Linked DNA regions of Homo sapiens: all the other regions are linked to region 1. A link is a loop called in an ENCODE intact Hi-C map of the cell type or tissue named here. Cell type or tissue: mammary epithelial cell. All regions are shown on one strand.

Region 1 (5,000 bases):
TTAGTCCAGCATTTCCTAAACTTCCTTGCTGTAGTGGGTTGAATGGTGGTCCCCTCAGAACACCCATGTCAAATCCCTGGAACCTGTGGCTGTTACCTTATTTGGTAAAAGATTCTTTGCATATGTAATTAAGTTAAGGATCTTGAGATCATCCTGTATTATTCAAGTGGGCTTTAAGTCCAGTGATAAGTGTTCATATAAGAGAAAGGCAGGGGTAGATTTGAGACAGAAGAGGAGAAGACAGACACAGAAGAGAGAGACAGTAAGGCAGAGGCTGAGGTTGGAATGGTGTGGCCACAAGCCAAGGAAGCCATAAAATATTAGCCACCAGAAGCTGGAAGGCCAGGCCCCTAGAAGGAAATGAGCCCTACTGATACCTTGATTTCAGACTTCTGGCCTCCAGAACTTTGAGGGAATACATTTCTGTTGTTTTAAACCATCCATTTTAAGGCAATTTGTTAGGCAGCCCTATACAATGGATACCCTTGCCCATAAAGATATTAAAAAAAAACAACAACAACTTTTCAAGGAAAAACTACTGTGTATGCTCAAATATGAGGCAAGGGTTTTTTTCTTCCAAATTATCTCTCAGAAAAGATGGAGTATCCTAATATTCAAGGGCTTCCGAGGTCTCATATTTCAGAGCATTTTCTGGATTACTTACTTTTAAATGACTAAGGTATTGTATGGAAAAAGCACAATACTGAAACCAATCAATACTAGTTTTAGTTGATGATAAAGGTTATCTGATGGAATTGGTTAAAAAAAAAGAGGGGGAAAAATACATTTAGCACAAAATTAGTAACTATTATTGGGAGTATGAGGCAGTTGCTGTGGACTACCTTACTCACCATGTATTCTAACTTTCTTCTATTGTCTTAGGCCAGGTGCTGTGGCTCATGCCTGTTATCCCAGCACTTTGTGAGGCCAAGGTGGGAGGATTGCTTGAGGCCAGGAGTTTGAGACCATCCTGGACAACATAGTGAGATCCAGTGTCTACTTTTTTATATACATAAAAAAGAATCTGTCTTCTTATACTGAAGAATCCGGAAAGCTAAAAACAATCTTTTCTAGACCTTCTTGCAGTAAGAATTTTGGATGTACTTTAGGTTCTGACATTCAGATGCACTTGCTTATATAAATCTTGGCTTTGGAAGGTGGCATTCATTTTTGTTTGTGATTGGTAGCAGATATGATATGCAGCAGCAGCAAGCTTGGCCGGCAGCTTCTTGATTGTAGCAGAGGTGGCATCATTTCACACGGGGCCGCCATAGCAGCAGAGCCAGATTTGGCTTGGGGCTTTTTGTTCTCTGGCCAATTATCTGATGTGACTTTGGAATTATTACTAGAAGCTCAGTCTAGAGTCTGTTTCTTGCCAAACTCTCCCCTACTACCTCCAGTTCGGTGATTCTGGAAGTTATATGACACCCTGTTACAAATCTCTTGCTCAAACTAGCCAGGAGCTAGACCCTTATTCTCTGTAGCTAGACCCTTACTGATTGATGCAGGGCCTGACCTCCCCATGTGACTATTGACTGGGTGCTGGTGTAAATCAGCAATGACAAAAAAGCAATACAGTTAGTGAATATGTTGAAGAGATCACAAATCTATACCTATAGGATACATTTTTTAAAACTCTGAATTTATCAAATTATGGCTTAGTATTAAATGTCCGGTGGTAGCTCACACATGGGTTCAAAAAATATTGTTTGTAAATAAAAATGACTGTGTTAGATGCCCTAAGATACGTCTCTTCTTCTGACTAAGATATTGAAAAACTCAGGTAAGAGTTTAAATAAAATTGCTTCATAACATGTCAGAGTAGAAAAAAAGCATTATTTCAAAATCAATGTGTTATTTCACATGTGTGATTTAAGCTTTTATGTGTAACCAAATGAATAAATCCAATCCTATACACTGACATTTAACTCATATATATCCTAAACATTTATGTTTTCAAGTTGGCTAAAAGAATTCCTAAAACCGCAACTTTTTTTTTTGAGGAACTTTTCTCTTGCAACACGTGGGCTCACCATATGTTCAGGGTGCCCTGATGTTCAAGTTATATGGTATTAATATGGCCTGAAACTGAAGTGCAGAGGGCATCCATTGAAAAATGCTGGTCTACTGGATCAAGGTTCACCATAATATATGGTTATTTGGTGTTCAATAAACTTTTTTTTTTTTTTAAGACAGATTCTTACTTTGTCACCCAGGCTGGAGTGCAGTGGTGCCATCTTGACTCACTGCAACCTCCGCCTCCCGGGTTCAAATGATTCCTGTGCCTCAGCCTCGCGAGTAGCTGGAATTACAGGCGCGCACCACCACACCCGGCTAATTTTTGTATTTTTAGTAGAGACAGGGTTTCACTATGTTGGCCAGGCTGCTCTCGAACGCCTGATTTCAGGTGATCCACCGGCCTCAGCCTCCCAAAGTGCTGGGATTTTAGATGTGAGTCACCGCGCCCAGCCCAATAAACTTGTTAAGTGACAAATAAAATTGGCGAGTGAGTGTTGCTGTTGTGACTTTGCTGCTTTTTTCTTTCCTGTTCTTAACTGCTGCAGGGTTTCTTTCTGTCTTGGTGCCTATTCCTAAGACAGATGAGGAAGATAGGATCTCTGCTTCATGGAGCTTGTAGGTTCTGCTAAAGGGAATGACATGCAGATTCAATTCACAGGGAACGTGGTAAGAGCTGAGAGACTGTTACAATGGCCGCGAAAGCCAGCGAGCCAGGGGACATTTCCACTTAGCCAGAGGCCAACGTCACAAAGCAGGTGGCATTTTGGTCGAGCCTGCTTATAAGCCTAGTGTCTATAGATTTTATTAAATCATTAGAGTCATTCTTCAGGTAGAAACGGACCTTCCTTGACTTCATAAATTACAAGATGTCTGGAATTCTGAATTTTATCCCTCCAAGTCCCTCCACCGGAACTTTCCAGCACTTCGATTTTCTTCTACAGCGTGAGGGAAGGGTCAGGTTTAGACATTGTCTTGGCAAACAGATCAGCCCTCTCCATTTAGGAAGGAGGAGGGAAGCTGCTCCCGCGGCCACATTTCCTGGAAGGCTGCAGGTGAGGGCTCGGGCGGTGGCGGGCCGTGGTCCGGCGCAGTTTCCCCGCGGCCCGCTGGGTCGCACTGTGGCCTTAGGAATGTGGGCCGGGGCGGGGCGGCTTGGGAGCGCGCTGCAGCCAACGCCGCGTTCAGCCCCGGGCGCAACTGCAGCCGTGCCGGGGGCCTCCGGGGCCCCGACCGACCGACAGCTCTTTCAGACCGCAGCGAAGTTTGCACACACGACAGCACGTCCCGGGGCTAGGATCTTGCCCGCCTGCGGGGCTGACCTGCACCACCCTTGGGGAAGCGCGAACTGCCGCCCCGCTGCCGGGAGTTAGGCGCCCGGGCCTGGGTCGCCCCCACAGACGGCTCGGACGGCACGAACGAGCGGACCCCAAGGATAGTGGGCTGGGGAGGGGTCCAGTCGTGGTCACGGAAACGGGTGGTCCTCGCGCCGGGCTGCACTCATTCTGACTAGCAATATGCTGGTGGAAAGTGCTACTCCAATGCCTTTATCGTTGCGTTGCTATCATTTTCTTTATATCTACATAAATTTTTTTATTTTATTAAAAAAATATTTTTTTGGCCTTGCTTCCTCCTCCAGCGTTTGACTTTCCATTGTTGCTCAGTGCTTGGGTGGGATGTGGACTCTCTTTCCTTGTGACAGCAGAGCTCAGAGTACCATGAATCTCCCTCCCCTCTACCTTGCTTTAAATGGCTATTTCTTTCTTTTTTTTTTTTAGTTAACTAAAAATGGAAAAAATAGTAAGTGCACATGGTAGAAAATTCAAACAGTACAGAAGCCTCTTCCCCTTTCAGAGCAGGCAGCCACTGCTAATATTTTCTTTTGATTCCTTCCAGAACACAAGTATATGGCTATCTCCTTTCAAATGCGTCCCCATCCCCAAACTGGGTCATCTGCCCTGCCGCCTCAGCTCCCCCTTTATCATGTATCTTGGAGATGACCTCACATCAGCATGTGTGGGTGTACGGCATTCTTTTAGATGGCTGCCTGGTGTTCTGTATGTTATACCAGCACCCCGTAATTATTCTATCGGCCACGATGGAAGGATATGGCGGTTGTTTCCAGTCTTTTGCTATGACAAACAATTCTGCAGTGAACATCTGTGTGTATATCTTTGAGTACGTGTGCAACCATGTCTATAGAATACATTCCTAGAAGTGGAATTGTCTCCTTGAAAAATATTTGCATTTAAAATTTTATAGATTTTGCCAATTGACCACCAAAGGTGGTACCTATTGATACGCTCATCAGTGACTGCTCCCCATTTCCCTCGTTGTTCACACTAGGTTTATCGCACTTTTAAAATATTTGCCAAGGTGAGCAAATAGGCTTTAAAAGTAGAATTTCATTCTAGTTTTCATCTTTTAAATTGTGAGTACAATTTATTCTTTTCCACATGAAAAAAGAGCTACTTGAATTCTATGAGCAGATGGTTCACATCGTTTTCCTATTTCTATTGGATTATTGGATTGCAAATGATTTTTATCCTTCTTGCACATGACCAGTTAATCTCTGGTTATAATATGCCAGGACCCCATTTCTGAAAGAATTCATACTTTTTGCACGTAAAAGAAGCAAGTCAAAATTCTAGTTCCTTAGTTCCTTACAGTTTTCATCTTCTAATGCTGGCCTCTACCCTACCTGATTTTTTTTTTTCTTTTTTTTTTTTTTTGAGACGGAGTCTCGCTCTGTCGCCTGGGCTGGAGTGCAGTGACGTGATCTCGGCTCACTGCAACCTCTGCCTCCCAGGTTCAAGCGATTCTCCTGCCTCAGCCTCCTGAGTTGCTGGGGCTACAGGTGTGTGCCACTGCGACTAGCTAATTTTTGTATTTTTATTAGAGACGGGGTTTTGCCATGGTCGCCAGGCTGGTCTTGAATTCCTGACCTCAAGTGATCTACCCGTCTCAGCTTCCCAAAGTGTTGG
Region 2 (5,000 bases), 530 kb after region 1:
GGTGGAGGTTGTAGTGAGCCGAGATCGTGCCATTGCACTCCAGCCTGGGCAACAGAGTGAGACTTTGTTTAAAAAAAAAAAAAAAAGACAGAGGGATTTGCCAGGGCCTCTTTCATTGTTAGACCCTGAACTACAATTGTCTCGCTTACCCCATTAATCTACCAAAAGCTCTGTTCAGCTTCTCTGCCTCCTAACTGCCTTTTTTTTTTTTTTTTTAAATTGGCAGATGCTTCCAAGAGCAAAGCAGCCAAAAATGCTGGGCTCATCTCTCTAGGTTTCCTCCTTCTTTTGGATTTTGGCCCTATAATCTTTCACTGATTTGAATGCAAACAGATTTTTAAAAAAATTGTATTCAGCTTTACTAGCTGCTCTCACTAGGATGGATGGTTGGAATTATCTAGATCACCATGATTGAGGGCAAAACCACTGGTACCCTGCCCATATTCTCTTGGCAATACCTTTTCTGTGTACGCTGATTTTATGGTTTATTCCATCTCATTGTAGACTGTAGTGAGACGAAAAGTGTGTCCCCCCAAAATATCAGTTCCTAATTCCTGGAAACTTTAAATGTTACCTTATAAGGAAAAAAAATATTTTTGCATGTGTGATTAAATCAAGGAGCCTGAGATGGGGAAGACTGTGCCAGATTACTTGGGTGTGACCTGAATGCCATCCCAAGCATCCTTATGAGAGAGAAACAGAGGGAGATTTTGCACACACATGCAGAGGAGAAGGCAATATGAAGACAGAGGCGAAGGTGAGAGTGCTGCAGCCACAAGGCAAGGGAAGCCGGCAACCACTGGGAGTTGAGTTGAAAGAGTCAAGCAACAGATTCTCCTCTAAATCCTTTGAAGGAGTACAATACAGTCGACACCTTGATTTCAGCCCAGTGATACTGATTTTGGACCTCTGGCCCCCAGGACTGTGAGATAATATATTTTTGTGGTTTTAAGCCACCGAGTTTCTAGTAATTTGTTACTGCAGCCACAGAAAACATACCTAGATTGTTTCCATCAAAGCCATTTTTATATCATTTTCCTATCTTATTTAATTAAATACCATAAGACACCTGACAGGTTCAAAGCCTTGAGTCCCTGTCCTTCAGAGACTCACAATCTGCTATCATAAGTAATTCTGACCCAACCCGACAATAATAAGCAGGTGCTAAAATTAAAATAAAAAATCAAAGAAAATATGGGAGAGGGAGAAATTAATTTTAGCCGAGGGAAGCCAGGAAGTCATCTTAGATAGGATGGTATTTAAAGATCTTTTACTGACTTCTAACTCCTCACACTTTGTGTTTTTATGTAAGTTTTCATCACTCTTTCTTTTTCCTTTTTTTCTTTTTCTTTCTTTCTTTCTTTTTTTTTTTTTTTTTTTTTTGATAGAGTCTCGCTCTATCGCCCAGCCAGGCTGGCATGCAGTTGTGCGATCTCAGCTCACCGCAACCTCTGCCTCCCAAGTTCAAGTGATTCTCCTGCCTCATCCTCCTGAGTACCTGGGATTACAGGCACGTGCCACCACACCTGGCTAATTTTTTGTATTTTTAGTAGAGACAGGGTTTCACCATGTTAGCTAGGCTGGTCTCGAACTCCTGACCTCAAGTGATCCACCCGCCTCAGCCTCCCAAAGTGCTGGGATTACACGTGTGAGCCACCGTGCCCGGCCTACTTTTTCTCTTGTAATTGCTTTCATTTCATTTAACAAAGGAATACTGTAAAATAGGGTTTAAGAGCATGTTCTCACGGTTCCACTTCCCCTCTATTTATTCTTACTGTGCTTGACATGGCTTTAGAGAAGGGGACACTCCAACGGCTCCTGGCACGACAGCGATGGTGAGACTTCCCACAGCGAAGTGGTGTCTCCTTCCCACAGGGCTCCCAGGGACTCTGTCTTCTAGTGAAAGAAGGGCAGCTGACAGTATGAAAAGGGGCTGTTTTCAGTCGGGGTTTTGTGACAGTTGGGGTCCATGTGTCAGAATGACTGAGTTGGGGTGAAAGGGATTACTTTCTCATTTCTTCTCAGAATACAGGGCAGCTTAAGGGGTACATTGAGAATCACAGGGAATGCCAAGGTTTACAATCTCTGTAAAGGGAAGTAGTATTTTCAGGAGAGCCCACAAGAGGGCAGTATTAAGGAAGGATCAATTTCGACAGGTTCTACAGAGTGTGAGAGCCAGGGTATACTCTTGAGCCCACATCCAAAGCACCACAGTCTTTAAAAATGCCATGCTCAGCATCACAAAAACCCAGATGCTTATGTGCTTTATTTTAGCACGTACCCACCTGATAAGGTATGGGGAAACAACCAAAAGCCATATATGTGTATAAAATTACAACCCTGTGTAGACAGACGCTCTCCCTCATCTGTCTCCCACTTTGGGAGGCTAAGTGAAGAAATGGTCACATAGAACTGTAGCCAGGATTGAACAAGGAAGTTCTAGAAACTTTTCCCCGTACTCTTGAGGTAAAAAGTTATGGAGTCCCAATATCAACCGAATACAAAGAATTGGAAATCACATCAGTTCTACAAGCTCAAAGAAGAACACAAATGCCAGGATCTGCTTCTAACAAACAGAGAAAACAAAGGCCAGCAAAAAAGGTGGAAAACTTTATAGGACTCAGTAATCAGAAAAGAAAGATTAAAATGTGAATATTTAAATAGGCAGTGAGGAAACTGACCATCTCATATACTGTTGTGAGTTAATGGTTGATACACTTTGAGCGGGCAGATTTATCCATATCTATTAAATTTTGTATAAAATGTACAAAAAAATGTACAAAATTTAATGCAAGTCTAACTGTAGGGATGTATCCTTCAAAAATACCCACAAAAGTATCCAAAGTCCAAGGATTTGCCTTGAAAATTTTGCTAAAACATTTAAGGTCCAACAGTCCCTTTCTTCCTATAGATTGATCTTCTTACAGAATGATTCCTATAGGAATTTCTGAGTGTCCAGCCTTTTGCATCATTAATTCTTGACATTTTAAGTCTACGCAAATCTCTGGTGTTTGCCCAACCCTGGGAATCTTTGAGTGAAACTCTCTCTATTCTGCCCTATCTTATTACTGTCACCTAAGTACAGGTCCTGCCACTGTATGTTTCGCTTTACCATAATCCAGGCTTTCTGAAAGATCTATTACTCAGTTTGACTCAGGCTTGTACTCAGTTGTGATGTGGAGTAAAATTGTCATAAGCCTCTAATACTTAGAGTTAATCTTCACTCAATTTAAATGATGGTTGTATCAGACTGTCAGTTTTAATCATGCTTAATAAGAAATATTGAATGAAAAAACTATTTATACAAGTAACTTTGCAAATGTTAAGGATGGGATTAACCATTACCCTCTGTTTGAAAAGGAAGAATAAAGAATATTTACAAAACAGTTGCTCTATAGTTTAAGTTAAATATACTTATTCTGTATTTTGCCTTTGTAAACTTGAGTTTCTAAATCTGTTTACAGAAAAGGGCACAGAACTTACTTGTAGTATTGAGAATTGTGAGGTTTTCAAATAAATGTTTTACTTTGAGAGGAAGAAGGCTGTAGATTCTCATGCAGTTGTAAGAAATAATACAGAGAGACCCCACTCACCCTTTACCCAGTTTCCCCCAGTGGTAAGATCTATAGTATGTCAGTTATCACAATCAGGATATTAAGGTTGACACAGTCAAGATAAAGAACATTTCTGTCATCACAAAGATCTCTCATGTGGCTTGGTAATATCCACACCCTTGTCCCTCCTTACTACTTAACCTTTTGCAACTGTGAATCTGTCCTCCATTTCTACAATTTTGTTATTTCAAGATGTCCTTTCAATGGAATTGATACAAGGCTACAGTGTAAAACCTTTTAGGATTGCCTTTTTTTTTTTCAGTCAGAGGAATTATTGGTGATTCGTTTCTAGTGTGTTTGTAATTGCTTATTGTAACATTTTTATGATGATTACTTTAAAATCTTTGTCAGACAATTCCAACATCTCTGTCATCCTGATCTTGGTGTTGGTGTCTGTCAATTGTCTTTTTTTTTTTTTTCTTTGAGACAGGGTCTAGCTCTGTTGCCCAGGCCGGAGTGCAGTGGCACAATCTCGGCTCACTGCAGCCTTGACCTTGTCAGGCTCAGGTGATCCTCCCACTTCAGTATGCAGAGTAGCTGGGACCATGGGCATGTGCCACCATGCCTGGCTAATTGGTGTTTGTGTTTTTATAGGAACAGGGTCTCACTATGTTGCCCAGGCTGGTCTCAAACTTCTGGGCTCAAGTGATCTGCCCGCCTCAGCCTCCCAAAGTGCTGGGATTACAGATGTGAGCACCCACGCTGGGCTTCAATTGTCTTTTCTCATCCTTTTGGGGTATTCTGTTTGTGCCTCTGGCACTTATTTGAGCTTTCTGTCTTAGCAGTCTTTTGGTACCTCTTTGACAGGGCAGGTGGGGAGGAAAGCCACTCCATTACTGGCCAGTGAGGGTAACATTCCAGGCTTCCCTCTCAGCTTTCATCCACATCATCCAGGGGGAGGGTCTCCTTGTTCCTGCTGGGTGAGGTGGGAGTTCCAGCTCCCCACTCCGCCTCCACTGACACCACCAGCTAGGAGGGAGTTACTGCTTCCTTTGTGGCCTCCATTGACACCATGGGGGTGGGAGGTGGCGTTGTTTCCACTGGGCACGGGCAGAAGTTCTGACTCTCTGGTAGGCCTCCTCTGATACCCCACCAGCAGGGAAGGGTAGGGAGGCTTTGTTTTTCTGGATGTGAGTCCAAGTCTGGGTTCCCTATGTGGTCTCCACTGCTACCACAGGGTGTGGGGACTTCCTTATCACCTGTCAGGGATGAAAGTCCTGATCTGTACTTGGTCTCCTCAGATTCCACCCTGGGAGCGGGAGGAAGGTTGGGGCACTTTGTCATTACAGCCTGGTGTGGTTGGAAGTCTAGGCTCCCCAGCAGACTTGGGCTGGCATGGGCGGGAGTGGGACCACAGTTTGTCTAGGATGTTTGACTAGGCTAGAG
Region 3 (5,000 bases), 110 kb after region 1:
GGAAATTAAGAAATGCTACCTCTTGAAAACTTTGTCCATTTATTTGCAATAAGTCTAACAAACCCTCTCAAGAGGTGGTGCTCAAGGGAGCTGTGCAGTGGGTTTGGATGAATGTGCAACCAACGCTGAACAAACATCCCTATTAAAGGGCGTGTTGTTCCAGGTTACAGTTTCTCTCAAGCTAAGGGCAGATCCTTTCTCTCAAAGACACAAACTGGAAAGCCCTGACTCAGGTGCCCAAATTAGGTTTGTGGGGTGGTGGGTCAAGGATTGGAAGGACCCAACAGGACAGAAGTATGAGATGGAAGCATTTTGGCATATCCAGAGGGAGATGGGTTAAGGAAGCAAGATGAAGGTCGGGCAGAGAAGCTGCTTTCTTAAGAAAAAGCTGACCGGGCACAGTGGCTCATGCCTGTAATCCCAGCACTTTGGGAGGCCGAGGTGGGCGGATCCCCTGAGGTCAAGAGTTTGAGACCAGCCTGACCAACATGGAGAAACCTTGTCTCTACTAAAAATACAAAATTAGTAGGGCGTGGTGGTGTATGCCTGTAATCCCAGCTACTTGGGAGGCTGAGGCAAGAGAATTGCTTGAACCTGGGAGGTGGAGGTTGCGGTGAGCTGAGACTGCGCCATTGCACTCCAGCCTGGGCAACAAGAGCAAAATTCTGTCTCAGGAAAAAAAAAAAAAAAAAAAAAAGAAAAAGCTGCATTTTTTCTTAAAGCAACTCCTAATGAGATCATGATTTTCATTGATACAAGAAGCTGGTTGAGTTGGCAGAGCGTTTTTTTGTATTAATGGAAACAAATTACAGCTTAATTCAGATAATAAATAATGCACTTCTAAACACAAAGCAAAATGTATTAAACAAATGGCTGTGGAATAGAAGGTCAAAATGAAACTGTGGTAAGGTGATTTCTCTGCAGCTCAATATTTTCTGTTTATAGTCTGACTTGGAGCCAAAAATAGGATTCTCATTCAGTTGTATTATTAAAAATAAAACGATCTAGTAAGTTAAAAATGGAAGTCTGATGAATCCTCTAGTATTATGTATATAATATAGGCATGTCAAGAGAGAAAATATTAACTAATTATTTTAATGATTTAATAAAAACCAGAATTTCTTAACTGATTATCTAGCAAGTTAAAAACATTGCACACCACTTAAACGTAACAAACTTTTTCTTATCCACATACCTACACACGCACCACCTGACATCACTTGACTATGTTTTTGGTATCAGCCTCCCTCTGAGACTTGTACTAATTTTATTTCAGTGCTTTTCTTCTACAACGGTGGTTCTTAAACTTTTGGGGAGCTCATAAATCCCTTTAGTATTTGACTGTCTCCCTTAAGAATTGCAGTCTCATCTTACTCCTGCAACAAATTTCAAGCAGTTTCGTGGACCGCCAATTAAACTTCTGCCTTAAACCTCAGCTTTCTCCCCATAAATCATGGCAAAGGGAGACAGGGAGCTCAGGCTGGTGTCGGTGATGACATCTGCAAGGATGGAAAGTCCCCACTGGGACTGCTTGTATGTAGTCCCCTGAAATACTGGATTCAGTGGTGCCAGCTTAATGGCCAGGAGAAGTTTTGTACCAGGAACTAACCGATTAGCGTTTTTTTTTTTTTTTTTTTTTTTTTGAAACAGGGTCTGGTTCTGTCATCCATGCTGGAGTACAGTGTACAGTCTTGGCTCACTGCAGCTTTGGCCCCCTGGGCTCAAGCGATCCTCCCACCTCAGCCTCCCGACTAGCTGGGACTGCAGGCATGCGCCACCAAGCCCAGCTAATTTTTGTATTTTTTGCAGAGACAAGATTTGCCACATTGTCCAGGCTGGTCTCAAATGCCTAAGCTCAAGCGATCTACCCACCTCGGCCTCCCAAAGTGCTGGGATTATAGGCCTGAGCCACTGCACTGGCCTGATTAGTTTTTAATAACTATAGTGTGCTAGGTAGAATGGAGGTGGAAATGGCTACAGCACTGCTGCCTTCTGGTTGCCTGGGACCGTCTGTGTCTGCCCCACCTCCATAACAAAACAGACCCTGCCAGCACCACTACAACGCCTTCCCCCCAGGAATCCTGCGGTGTTAGTGCTTTTGAAATATACATTCTTGTTAAGTTCTTAATGATGAAGAATAGCTTCCTCATTGAGTTTCTACTTCTAAGTATACATATACATTTTGAGAGGAAGGAGCTTTTATGTTTTAACTCAAAGGGTGTCTAATGGCAAAGTCCTCTCTGATTGGTCTGGGCACGGGGGACAGCAATTGGGAGCAGAGTTTGGGGATGGGTCCTTTCTAAAATCCCTAAAACTCCTGAACAGAAGATAGTCATTTAATTGCAAAATTACACATAAGGATGAAAATGAAATACCTTTTTGGAGGATTAACAGGAAATATAAATTTCTGTAAGGAGGTAGTGGAAGTTCTTTTCCAAAGAGGTGTTGTGGTAAGGCTTCAAGGTTTCAGATAAAAAGTCTGGTTCTAATCCTGATTCTGCATTCTACTAATTCAGTGGAGATAGAGGAACTTTAGGGCTCCTCAAAAAGTTCAGGCCTCACTTTGTGGCTTTAAGTTTTGAATATTGCCAATGTAGCCATGGCAGTAATTTTGGGAAAATTTCCAACTTCCTGAGCCCAGTTTCCTCATCTGTAAAATGACACACCTGCCTCCCAGTGTTGTTATGTGGAATTAAGGAAATAATACCTGCTATGTATTTAATCAGGTCTAAGGTTCTTATTTCCACCCATACATTAGAAAGGTCTCTGATATTGGGATGGCATCCAGGGGTCTAGACAACCCCAGTTTTATGGGGCCTGAACTCTATATTATTCAGGGACCTTTATAAAAAAGAGAAAATAATACGTGCAAAATTAGGTAAGAACATGAATATTTGTTTAAATGGGAAAATCACAACAAACCACAAATTTTAAAAAGGTGATATAAATCACAAACAACATAAAATACCATAATATTTGTAAAAATTAACTGCCTGGCCCACTTCTGTTATACTTCTTTGCCCTGCATTTTTGGAGGGGAGTGGGCTGTATGACAATGAATTCGTTATGTCTGTTTTCTATAGAGAGAATAGACAGTTCAGTCTTCCTTCTCAATGGTTGACGAAAATTTATTTTTTACTATCAACAGTAAAATGTGTGTTTTCCAGCTTCACAACTGTTTTTGGTAATGTCATATAAATCTTGAGAGTTTTTTTTGTCAAATTTGGGGAAAACCTCTATGAAGTTTCTTTCCTATATGAACTATGAGATTTGGGAAAATTTTCCACAGACCAAATTCTGGCTCACACACTTCACACCTTGTTTATTTTCTGCTGCCCAGGCCATATGCTGCTGGCGAGTGTGGTGGGATGTATTTATATTGGATACAGCCTGGAGCCCTGCACTGGAGCTTCTTACTGCCAGGAGAGCTAGTGTGGTGGAGGGGAGAAGCGGTGAAGCCATTTCTATCCCAGCATGCCCAGCAGTAAGTTAACTGCACAGACCACATACAAACGTCCCACTGAACCCAGACTAAATGTATCCCCAGCTCAACTTCCCCTTTAATAGGATCCCCAAGTTGCCCATAGCCACTCCAGTGCCACCCACATAAGGGGAAGTGTGACAGAGGGGAAGTCAGAGTGGAAAGAGACAGTGGTCTAATTGATTGCAGTTAAAATATCTTTTGCAAATTTTACAAAAATATATGGCCACGTGAACACACTGCTGGCCCCTCTCCAAGAACATTGGAAGGGCCCATGCAAATGAAGGGCCCTGAGGCTGAAACTCTCTTAGCTTCCCAGTAAATACACCCTGGATGGCATCTTTCAATTAATCGGCAGTAGGTTTGCTTTCCTGCTGGGCGTGTTACAGTTGGTGGCAACTTAGATTTGGTATCATATATGTAAAGCACCCCATATGGTGCCTGGCACACACTGGAGGCTCACTAAGTGTTCCTTCCTCCCTTCCCTTAGTGAAAAATCAGCAAACAGAGCTCCATCCCTGGCAGGGGACTATGTCCTTCAAGTGTGTTATTGAAGAATCAGCCTTGTAGAAGTTGATATTCCATTAGTTTGCCTATAAAATTTTTAAATTGCAGTTTTTGAATTTATGGATCTTAGTTCAAGGTCAATAAAAAGTGATTGATGGGTAACCAGCGTGTGCCCAGGGACAGAAGATGTCCTCCTGTTGCTTTGTCAGTGGTCGATGATAATGTACTCGTTTCCAGCCAACCCCTAAAAAGGCAAACCCATCGCTAAGAAACAGAAGAAAAAAGAACAAAATGGACTACACTGTATTAAAGACACCTGAGTTCTGTAGAGGAGAGTTTTCCCAGAATCAGCCCAACACTGCCCTATCACCTACCTGAAGGGCATGTGCCAGACAGTCTGAGCTCATCAGATTCAGGACATGAGGAAAGTTATCTTGGTTTTCCTTTCTACTCTCCCTTCTTCCCTTCACTCTTTCCTTTCCTCCATCTTGTCCACATTTTCTAGACTGCTTACTGTCACTTTCTGAAACAAGAAAAAGATTCCACTTTTCATTGCTTATTAATGCTAAATGACTACCCATTCCCTCGAAGCTATTAATATATATATAAAGAAGTAGGGCATGGAGTGCTGAAATGCAACTGTGTGTCACTTAACAATGTAGATATGTTCTATGAAGTGCATTGTCAGGCGATTTCTTTGTGCAAACATCATAGAGTGTACTTGCATAGCTCTAGATGGTACTGCCTACTATACACCTGGGCTGTGTGGTATAGCCTATTGCTCCTAGGCTATAAAACTGTACAGCATGTTACTGTACTGAATATACCATAGGCAGTTGTAACACAATGATCAGTATTTGTGTATCTAAACATAGAGAAGGTTATGGTATAAAAGATAAAAAATGATATACTTGTAAGGACACTTACCATAAGTGGAGCTTACAGGACTGGAAGTTGCTCTGGGTGAGTCAGTGAGTAAGTGGTGAGTGATTGTGAGGGCCTGGGACATTAC
Region 4 (5,000 bases), 54 kb after region 1:
GAAAAATTGGGTAAACACAACCAGCTTTCCGTCAAGTTCTGGTGGGGGCTACCCTCACCACTTCGACTGAGAAGACACAGTTTCCTCCCAGAAAGTTCTTGGGGGTAGAGGAGTGAGTATCCTGGACCTTGGAACCATTGGCTACCTCGTGCCTCTCTTACCTGCGCCCTTAAGAAACGTTTCTGTTCCATTTCTGGTTCCTTTTGGAGGAATGCCATGGTTTTAATGCTAATGACTCAGCAAACATTAGTTCTTTTCCTTAGTTATGGATGCTTTTGCTCCTTTTAATTTCTAATCTTATTTCCCAAAGATTTTCCCCACCTCAGCCCACCACCACAGCAGGAATAACTTTATTTAGAAAAAATATTGGGGCCGGGCACGGTGGCTCACGCCTGTAATCCCAGCACGTTGGAAGGCCGAGGTGGGCGGATCATGAGGTCAGCAGTTCGAGACCAGCCTGGCCAACATAGTGAAACCTCGTCTCTACTAAAAATACAAAAAAATTAGCCGGGCATGGTGGTAGGTGCCTGTAGTCCCAGCTACTTGGGAGGCTGTGGCAGGAGAATTGCTTGAAGTCGGGAGGCGGAGATTGCAGTGAGCTGAGACCGCACCATTGCAGTCTAGCCTGGGTGACAGAGAAAGACTCAGTCTCAAAAAAAAAAAAAAAAAAAAAAGAAAAACTATTGGGTATTTTCTAAATGAGTAAGATCTACTTTACATCTTCAAACCTTCACTGTCAGCGGACCTTGTCTTCCAGTTACCAAGAGTGAGGCCACCTAACCTGATGGCCTTCTTTCTACCCACCTGAAAATCTCTGTTTTTACCCATTTCCTCTCCCCTCCTCATATCTGAGGAGTAGAAGTGTCCGTCTTCTTTACATAGTTAATATTTTCCTCTGTATCTTCTGTCACCTCCCACCACGCCTCTTTTGGACCTTGCAGAGTCCCTTTTCTCTGTATCTTTAGTCTGGTGTTTTCATTCTTTCCTTCTCCACTGAGTCCTCATCTTACACACAAGTTCCAGCTTCCAACTTTTATATTTTTTAATATTTTTTTCGAGGCAAGGTCTGTCTTTGTCACCCAGGCTGGAGGGCAGTGGCATGATCACAGGTCACTGTAGCTTTGACCTCCCAGGCTCAAGTGATTCTCCCACCTCAGCCTCCGGAGTAGCTAGGACCACAGGCCTGTGCCACCATGCCTGGGTAATTTATTTTTACTTTCTGTAGAGACAGGGTCTCCTTGTGTTGCCCAGGCTGGTCTCAAACTTCTGGGCTCAAGTGATCCTCCTGCCTCAGCCTCCCAAAGTGCTGAGATTACAGGTGTGAGCCACTGCATCTGGCCAGCTTTCACATTTTAAGGAAGTCACCTGCTCCACTGTTGCTGCCCTTTCAAGCTACTCCCCTTCCCTTCATTGCTAGTCTTCTCCCTGTGTTATCTGGAACATCCCATCCTTCCAGACCCTGCTCAATTGCTCAAAAGCCTCCAGGTGGGAAGGACCTTGTGCTGCTGCTCTCTGCTCCCTCTTTACCAAAATCTCTCTTCCTCCATAGGAAAAACTCATCCTCAAGACAGCCTCCCCATCCCCCAGTCCTTATGACAGTGTGCTAAATCCGAGAGGAAAAACCCAAGGTCAAGTTTTCCCTTAGTAGAGCCACCAATGGGAACAGTAATCTGTCTGATCCCTGCATTGGTTGACCTGTTCAATTTAGGCATCTTCCAAGGACAGATGCTAGTTGGAGATGAGGTTGGTGAATAATTAAATCTGAAATTACATTAAGAAAAGAAACAGTTCCTCCTTTAGCAAGGAATCTAGTCCAGTTTCAGGGAGTTACTGGGCTTCCTGTATCATGTGGCTTCGCATTTGGTTCCTATCCATTTAATTTCTATCTTGGGTCTGGTTGTGGGTAGGGGAAGGATCTCCCAGTATAAAAGAGGAGCTACACCAGTCTTTAGTGGATCTTTTGTTACTCAAAGAAGGGCTCTGGGCATTCTATTAAATATTAAGATTCTTTCTGTTTCATTTAATTGCTGTTTCTCAGCATCCTGTGACCCTATAATTTGTCCAGGATGGTTCTTCCTTGACCACTATAGGATGTCAGGTATCCTTGTTTTCCTCATGTCTCAATGGCCCCTTAGGGGCCGCTGACAACAATGGTTGAGAAGACACTATTTTCCCATAAATGTTTACATGCTGTGGCAGGCAGAATTCTCAGATGACCCCCAATGACCCACCCCAGTATGCAGTCTGCTCTTCCTGAGTGTGGGAAGCACCTGTGAGTATGATGATATTATGATTGTATTCTATGCGATGGTAAAAGGGAGAGTATCCTGGTGGACTTGACCTAATCTGATGAGCCCTCTAAAAGCAGAGAGTTTTCTCTGGCTCGCTCCAAAAAACAAAGTCAGAGATTTGAAACAAAAGAAGAATTTGGCATGGAATTGCTTATTTGAAGGTAGAGGCCACATGGCAATGGATGTGGGTAGCTCTCTGGGAGCTGAGAGCTGGACCCCAGTCTTACAAGAAAATAAATTCTGCCAATAACCAGTGAGCTTAGGCAAGGACTCTGAGCCCCAGATAAGAGGTGAACAGACGACCTTGTTCTGTGCCTGGACTTCTGGCCTACAGAACTGTGAGATAATAAGTTTGTGGTAACTTGTTGCACAGCAACAGAAAACCAACACCCATGTGTTTGTCTTTTAAAAGTATACAGATTTCTTCAATACATTGTAATGTTCTCAATTGTCAGATTGGCCCTTGCTTCATCATGGTGTCTGTCACCGTGCCCCGGGTGACGTCTAGTGGCAGAACTCAGCTAATGCTTGTCTAGTGAATGAATGACATTTTAAGGTTCACCTGGGTGGAGAAGGCGGGGGCGGGGGGGAGTAATAAACATTCTTTAAAGTTATCCCAATTCAGCTGAACAACGTTTGTTTAGTATCTACTTCATTCAAGGCACTAATTTAATGTGTTTTATCCTGATTTCTTTCAGTGGCTGCAGGTTTTTCATTAAAGTTGATTTTTCCTGGACTTTCCTGAAAGGTTTCTTTCTTTGGCAAGGATTTAACAAGAGCCATATCAGCATATAATTTTATTTGTGTTGTCTTATCAACACCCTGCAGCATGTGTACACTCTACCAGACTGTATGAAATGGCAAAGTAATAGCTTTTTTTTTTTTTTTCTGGAGACAGTCTCTGTCTGTTGCCCAGGCTGGAGTGCAATGGCGTGATCTTGGCCCACTGCAACCTCCACCTCCTGGGATCAAGTGATTCTCCTGCCTCAGCCTTTCTAGTGGCTGGGATTACAGGGGTCTGCCACCACGCCTGGCTAATTTTTGTATTTTTAGTAGAGATGGGGTTTTGCCATGTTGGCCAGGCTGGTCTTGAATTCCTGACCTCAGGTGATCTGCCTGCCTTGGCATCCCAAAGTGCTGGGATTACAGGCTTGAGCCACTGCGCTTGGCCCAATAACTTTATCATTGTTTTTTCTAATTCCCACTATAGACTCAGGGCCCTGCGGCAGGACAGAAAGCCAATGGTATCTGAGGCGATGGCTGACCATGAATTTGGCCACACCAGTGCTCCTCATCCTTGGACATGGTATGGAGTGATTTACGGTTTGATCCTGGAGTTAGAGTGCTTCAATTCCAGTTGCTGCTCTACTCCATACTAGGACATGCCTTTGCTTCCCTACTTGAGCAACGGAATAATAGTATTACCTCAGGGGATGGCTGAGGAGTAAGCGAGGTCATGCAATGTAGAGAGTTTAGCATAGTGTCTGGCGTAAGGTAGTTCTCAAATATTAGCTATTATTGCTCTTATAAAATGTGAAAAGTTGATTCTTGTAAATTCCAAGAACTGAGCTTTCGCTTCTATAGTTGGTACTGCAAAAGCAATAGGTGTTTTGTTTTCCAAATATAAAATGGCATATTAATTACACTTTTTCAAATGAAACATCCTTTTGGATATTCTCATACCAGCTCCTCTTAGGAGAGGCAGGCTCGCTTGCTTGAGAATCACTGGTCCTGGGCCCAGATAAGAGTAACTGTAACTGCCTCCAGAGTCATCCAAATTTCCAGGACCTTCCCCCAACCCTGGAGCTCAAACTAACGAAACCAGTCTGTTAGGAAACTAGAGGGGGCTGTCTTTTACAGATGTGGGTAGCCTCGGGAATTTTGGCTTGTCCAGAGGAAACCAGGTTCAGGCTGTTGGCCCTAAGTTCTTGCAAAATCAAGTGTTGCCTTTTGTGGGTATGTGGTGTGGATGTTCTTAGAGATAAGAGCCAGGTAGGAGAGGCCATGCAGAAATCCGGTTTCAGAACTCCATAAAAACTAGGGGAGGCTGCTCTTCTCAGGAGAGTGAAACAGTCTTCCCACAGAAGATGAGCTGGAGGCTGAGTGTCATGGCTTACACCTGTAATCCCAACACTTTGGGAAGCTGAGATGGGAGGATTGCTTGAGGATGGGACTTTGAGACCAGCCTGGGCAACAACAAAGGGGGACCCCCATCTCTACAAAAACTAAACAATTAGCTGGGTGTGATGGTATGCACCTGTAGTCCCGGCTAGTCGGGAGGCCGAGGCGGGAAGACTGCTTGAGACTAGGAGGTCAAGACTGCAGTGATCCATGATCTTGCCACTGCGCTCCAGCCTGGGTGACAGAGTGAGACCTTGTCTCAGAAAAAAAGAAGGCAAGCTGGGAACATTGTGAGGTTTGTTTCTCTGTAGAGCATGGAGGAAGGGAAATAATTTGGTGCCAGGGAAACACGCTTACTGCTCTTTCAGAACTTTGTTTTGAAATGGCATCTAGATTTCAGCAACATGCTCGCACTTGAAAAATGAAAACATTGGACAGAGTTGGTGTTTACGAGTGTGAACTTGCTCTGGCATTTAGTGTAATTTTTTTGGCTACGTAACTGCCATTCTTCCCATCTGCTCCCTGAAGCAAATCTTTGTGAAAGAGGAGTTCCAGCTGGAGATTTTAGTTGCTTGGTTCAAAATATGC

What was found. Hi-C counts contacts between places; a loop is a spot of excess contacts. Peaks named below come from ENCODE experiments on the same cell type or tissue, not always from the same donor. Only the 100,000 strongest peaks of a DNase experiment are listed, where the experiment ranks them.
Region 2: it touches region 1 in a loop (18-fold over the local background); 21 of 110 quality-filtered maps call a loop at or near these places.
Region 3: it touches region 1 in a loop (17-fold over the local background); 4 of 110 quality-filtered maps call a loop at or near these places.
Region 4: it touches region 1 in a loop (9-fold over the local background); 16 of 110 quality-filtered maps call a loop at or near these places.

Annotation. Positions count from the first base shown.
Region 1 is chr2:172,169,500-172,174,499 of GRCh38, forward strand. No RefSeq gene overlaps it. Among named protein-coding and RNA genes, the nearest start is that of DLX2-DT, 69 kb to the left of the region's middle. In mammary epithelial cell, a CTCF peak has its summit at 3,120; a DNase peak (open chromatin) is centred at 3,142; H3K4me3 peaks cover 396 bases; H3K27ac peaks cover 411 bases.
Region 2 is chr2:172,702,406-172,707,405 of GRCh38, forward strand. It overlaps a transcript of PDK1 not described here. Among named protein-coding and RNA genes, the nearest start is that of RAPGEF4, 31 kb to the right of the region's middle. RefSeq lists an enhancer at 2,445-2,614. In mammary epithelial cell, a CTCF peak has its summit at 2,106 (motif pointing right); no DNase peak of the experiment used is centred here.
Region 3 is chr2:172,277,397-172,282,396 of GRCh38, forward strand. LOC107985960 (a long non-coding RNA gene) reads left to right here. Exons shown (of 6, transcript XR_001739773.3): 2 at 3,341-3,484. Among named protein-coding and RNA genes, the nearest start is that of ITGA6, 150 kb to the right of the region's middle. In mammary epithelial cell, a CTCF peak has its summit at 2,669; a DNase peak (open chromatin) is centred at 4,975; H3K27ac peaks cover 828 bases.
Region 4 is chr2:172,223,741-172,228,740 of GRCh38, forward strand. No RefSeq gene overlaps it. Among named protein-coding and RNA genes, the nearest start is that of DLX2-DT, 120 kb to the left of the region's middle. In mammary epithelial cell, a CTCF peak has its summit at 2,789 (motif pointing left); DNase peaks (open chromatin) are centred at 2,751, 4,201 and 4,841; H3K27ac peaks cover 2,605 bases.